Regions from separate parts of the Homo sapiens genome. Here region 2 is linked to region 1. Evidence: read pairs that join two places in POLR2A ChIA-PET (ENCODE). Cell type or tissue: GM12878. All regions are shown on one strand.

Evidence for each region. ChIA-PET counts read pairs that join two places held together with the same protein. Peaks named below come from ENCODE experiments on the same cell type or tissue, not always from the same donor. Only the 100,000 strongest peaks of a DNase experiment are listed, where the experiment ranks them.
Region 2: POLR2A ChIA-PET joins it to region 1 with 10 read pairs; 2 of 35 experiments call an interaction of 5 or more read pairs at or near these places.

What each region holds. Positions count from the first base shown.
Region 1 is chr13:45,693,956-45,696,455 of GRCh38, forward strand. The region is part of intron 1 of LINC01055 (long intergenic non-protein coding RNA 1055); the gene reads right to left. Among named protein-coding and RNA genes, the nearest start is that of LINC01055, 6.0 kb to the right of the region's middle. In GM12878, no CTCF peak of the experiment used is centred here; DNase peaks (open chromatin) are centred at 1,316 and 1,946; H3K4me3 peaks cover 1,295 bases; H3K27ac peaks cover 1,742 bases.
Region 2 is chr13:46,070,986-46,073,485 of GRCh38, forward strand. The region is part of intron 6 of CPB2 (carboxypeptidase B2); the gene reads right to left. The region is part of intron 1 of CPB2-AS1 (CPB2 antisense RNA 1); the gene reads left to right. Among named protein-coding and RNA genes, the nearest start is that of CPB2-AS1, 19 kb to the left of the region's middle. RefSeq lists enhancers at 500-559, 570-759, 790-859. In GM12878, a CTCF peak has its summit at 814 (motif pointing right); a DNase peak (open chromatin) is centred at 1,036; H3K27ac peaks cover 2,250 bases.

The sequences.
Region 1 (2,500 bases):
CACGAGGGTAGAATACTATTCAATAAGAGAGGCAGAGATTGAAGTGCTGCAGCACAAGTCAGAGAATAGGATTGCTGATGACCACCAGAAGCTGGGAGAGAGGCAGGCAAGGACCCTCCCCTCTGATGTCAGAGGGAGCGTGGCTCTGCCAGCACCTTGGTTTTGGATTTCTGGCTTCCAGAACTGTGAGATGATACATTTCTGTTGCTTAAGTCAAAAAGTTCATGGTCCTTTGTTACAGAAGCCCTAGGAAATGAATATAGCTGCGTCCCTCTCTGTTAAGTCTCCCTTGCTCAGCCCCAGCAGGCAGCAAGCGCAGAGACTTGTACAGCTCCTTCTAGGCCTCCCTGCTTTGGTGACATCCACATTTCCCTCGTGCTGTTCATAGCTCCTCTTCCATAACTCAGTGGATGTGCAGGTGCTTCTATGAGGTGTGCGTGTAAAGGAAAATGGAATTCTGTTTTCAGGCAGTATGGGACTTAACCACTTTTATAAAAACCTTTTTTTTTTTTTTTTGACACAGAGTCTCACTCTGTTGCCTAGGCTGGAGGGCAGTGGCATGATCTTGGCTCACTGCAAACTCTGCTTCCCAGGTTGAAGTGATTCTTCTGGATCAGCCTCCCGAATAGCTAGGATTACAAGTGTGTACCACCACACCTGGCTAATTTTGTATTTTTACTAGAGATGGGGTTTCACTATGCTGGCCAGCCTGGTCTCAAACTCCTGACCTCAAGTGATCCACCTGCCTTGGCCTCACAAAGTGCTGGGATTACAGGCGTTAGCCACCATGCTTGACCAAAAAATCCTTTGGAAAAATAGAAAACAAGTATTGCTGAGCATGCAGAGAAATTGAAATCCTTCTGTTGGAGGGAATGTAAAATCATGCAGCTGATTTGGAAAACAGTGTGGGGGTGCCTCAGAAAATGTAAAATAGTATTACAATGATCCATCTATCTCACTTTTGGGTACATATCCAAAAGAATTCAAAGCAAGATCTCAAAGGTATCATTTGCATACCCATGTTCATTGTAGCACTACCTACAATAGCCAAGAGCTGGAAACAACCCAAATATTAATCAACCAATGAATGAATAAATAAAATGTAGTATATATATATAATAAAATATTATTCATCCTTTAATAAGAAGGCAGTTCTGTCATAGGTTAAAACGTAGATGAACCTTGATGCCAGTATGCTAAATGAAATAAGCTAGTCACGAAAGGACAAATATATTGATTCTACTCATACGCAATATCTGAAGTAGTCAAAATCATAGAAACAGAAAGCAGAAGCGTGGTTGCCAAGGGCTGAGGGGAGTGGAAAGGGGGAATTAGTATTTAATGGGCATAGAGTTCCAGTTTTGCAAGATGAAAACGTTCTAGAGATGAGTTGCACAACAATGCGAATATACTCACCCAGCTTTTAATGAAGAAAATCCACTTATGGTAAAACCAAGAAGATGATTAATTACATTACCAAAGATTTTTTTCATTTGAGTCAAGGAGTCTCTCTGTGCTGTCATTAAGGCAGTATTTTTATTAGAAAAAGTTCAAGGGGTGGATTCTGAGATTAGTAGGTGATTGGTGCAAGGAAAGGGGAGGTCTGGAAAGTCCTTGGGCATGCACAGTTATTTCTTCATGTTAACTCCTGAGTTGCATGTGCAAATTCAGGGGGAGTTAGTACAAAACATGTGGTGGAAATTCGGGCTGTGACATCAGCAAGCTTATTCTGTGCAAACTCCAGTTAGCCATCTTGGTTCCAACCAATTTCAGCCAGGTTTTTCTTAATCTCACAAGTGGAGAGAGTTTCAGCAGCTTGTTTCTTTTCTTATCTGTTATCTGGCAAACTCAAGAATTTCTGTTAGTTACTGGTTTCTTATTTTGTGGGGCACAGCTTCAGTTTCAGCTTTTCAGCAAGCTATTTTCTTGTCTGTTATCCTGTAAGTCCAAGAATTTAACCACTGATTTCTTTAACTCTTTGGGGCATGGTTTCAATTCCCCCTGTTCTATGTAAATTCCTCAATTGTGAGGGATGAGGGGTGACAACTACTCTAACTTCTTCCTGCTGACTAGGGATACAAGTCTGGGCCTCAGAAATGAAATTGTTTTGCATTAGGTTGAAGATGTTCTCTAACATCTGGTTTAATATTAACATTTGGTATTACCAGTACGTTGGTTTCTCTTTTTTTTTTTTTTTCTGTTGCCCAGGCTGGAGTGCAGCGGCACCATCTGGGCTCACTGCAAGCTCCGCCTCCTGGATTCATGACATTCTCCTGCCTCAGCCTCCCGAGTAGCTGGGACTACAGGCACCTGCCACCACACCCGGCTAATTTTTGTATTTTTAGTAGAGACGGGGTTTCACCGTGTTAGCCAGGATGGTCTCGATCTCCTGACCTCGTGATCCGCCCACCTCATAGCATTGGAGACAGAATTTGATTACCAGATATCCGGCAATAAGTATTAGAAATAGAGAAAGCCCTATTTTTAGTATAACCCTGGA
Region 2 (2,500 bases), 380 kb after region 1:
TCTGCCTTCAGAAAGCTAATAGAAGTGATAAGTTGGAAAGGGAAAAGCAGCAGTTCAATGCTATTAATATAAGTATGATAATAAACAATGGCAAGATGTACAAGGTGGCTCAGAAAAAGGATGGTTAATTCTGTGGAGTGTTTGGGGTTGGAACTCCAGAAGAGCAGGTCAAGGGAGCAAGAAATTGAGGGTTCGGATGAATTTGTGATGGGACCAATTAGTGAAGAAAGTGTTCCTGGAAAGGGACTGATAAATTAAAATGATATAGATCTGTGTAGGAACTAGAAATATGCTAAGGTTGAAAAAAAAGCAGTCATAGTAGGGGTGAGAAATGAGAGAAGACAGGAAATTAAGAAGTTACATTGCTAGATGGCTTCTTCTAACATTCCTTGTTGCTGTCCATGGCCACATTCTGGGTCTAAGGATCAGCAAAACATTACTTCTGAGATCCAGAGGATGGCTACAGGAGAAATCTGCTAAAGAGGAGTTGAGATGAGGTTTAGTAGAACAGAGAACAAGGAACTGTGAAGATACATTGTTAGGTGACTCTCACACATGGACTTTGAATTCACTCAGAATGATGGCAAGAGTTGGAGGGGAATAAAGAATCATGAACCGGGTACCAGGAAATTATCTGAAGGTCAGTGCACGATAGCAATAAAATAAGAGTGCAACCAGTTTGTGTAAGTTTCTGAGAAGAGAAGGATCATTGGTAGTATCAGGAGAAGAGAATGCTGATCTACTCCACCAGGCCTCTCAGCACATGGTGATGTGAAAAAAAGAGCAGCCCCTCTACTTGAAGGAGCCACCAGGGAGCAGTGTCCTTAGGTCATGTGTCAGCTGTGGTGAGGAGGGGCAGAGATAATTCTGTGAAGGCCCTGAGGTTGTAGAGCTCTAACTTTGTGTGCAATTAGATGAGAGTTTTCTAGGGCAGAGGTTTGGCAGGAGGTTAGCAGTGAGAAAAGCCATTTGGCAGAAAAAGTACTTGGCAAGTTGTGATGGTTAACATATATTCACTGGGTCCTATGATGTGCCAGCCCTGTGCCGGATTTTGGCTTGGTGATGCAGTCATGCACAAATTGGTCTCAGCTCTGCCTTTGCGGAAAGAGAAGGATCTAAATTTGCCTCCCGAGAGTACATGAATGAGAAGCTTAGAAAGAAATGACTGGCTTCAAGCTTCTCAAAGTGTAGTGTAGTGGATTTCCACTGAGACTAGATTATAAGATTTTTGAAATCCTTATTGAGTTGTAGAAAAGAGTGAGAGACTTAAAAGCTAAGATTTTAATTTGCCTTTGGGTGGTTTAGTTTTTGAATATAAAACCTACCTTCACAATTGTTGAAAGGTAAATATTTTATTTTACTTTCCCTCCTCCAGTGCTTTGAAGTACTAAGAGAGTCAGATGATCTGAATTAGTTTTAGGCAGGCAAGAATGGAGTTTAAATGTCGATTTAAAAAGCCCTTATTGATTATGTTTCTTTGGGCTACACAAATCAGGTTCACATTGTTGGAGCAAAATACTCAGCTATAAGATCCTTGGGCTATATTTTGTTCATCCTTGTATTTCCAGGATCTGAAACATCATAGGCAATCTATAAATATTTGTGGATTAAATAATTTAATCTTACAAAGATTCAGCAAGCAGTTTGGGTAGAGGGTAGGATGTCTAATAGGAGGGCAGAGGTGTCAGGGTGAGAAGGGCAGTCATTAGGGACAACCTCACCGATATAAATTAGAGTCAATATGAATGGAGGTTTCTTCTTGGCCCTTCTCATGTTCAGTGATAGAATGGAAAATAAATGTTCTTACTCTCCTACTTTGGACCTTTCTCTATTAACTGCTGCTCCCTTCACTACCTAAAATAACCAAACTACTCAACTTGGGGAAGGTTCCAGATCATGATGTGACTGGGATATGTTAAGGGTCTGATCAGTTGGAATCATCCTCATTTGGCCAAGGTAGTACCAATGGTGTTTGGGAATTTCCAGTAGACTCAGGGAGGTTGCAGCTCCCATCCATGGAGAATGGAGGATAGAAGATTCACAGTGAATGAAGGCAAATAGGGATGTTGCATTTGTCAAGGTCAAGCAAAGACAGAAACAGTTTTATCTTGATGTACTTAATAAGTGCCAATATCTTAATTTCCTAACTCATTTATTCTGTTACTATGTATCTGTGAATGCAAAGACTGCAAAAATCATTATCAGAAAGACACATATTTTGAGTTATTTTTCCAGTGGCTATGATTCTTTGTAGAAATCAGTGTAGAGAACATATATGCCCATTTTATAGGATTTGAAGCATAATTTTTACTGTTTTCATTCATCAGGGAGGTTAATAGTCGTTATATCTTTTACTTTTCCAACATACAGTTTGTCTTATATATGGCTTTTTTGATGCAAAACCCTTCTTCAGGAACAAAATTCCCTATTATGACATATGAGAAAACATATTCTGTTTCACCTCTGTAATGTTGTGCTTTATGTTCAATTTCCAAGGGCA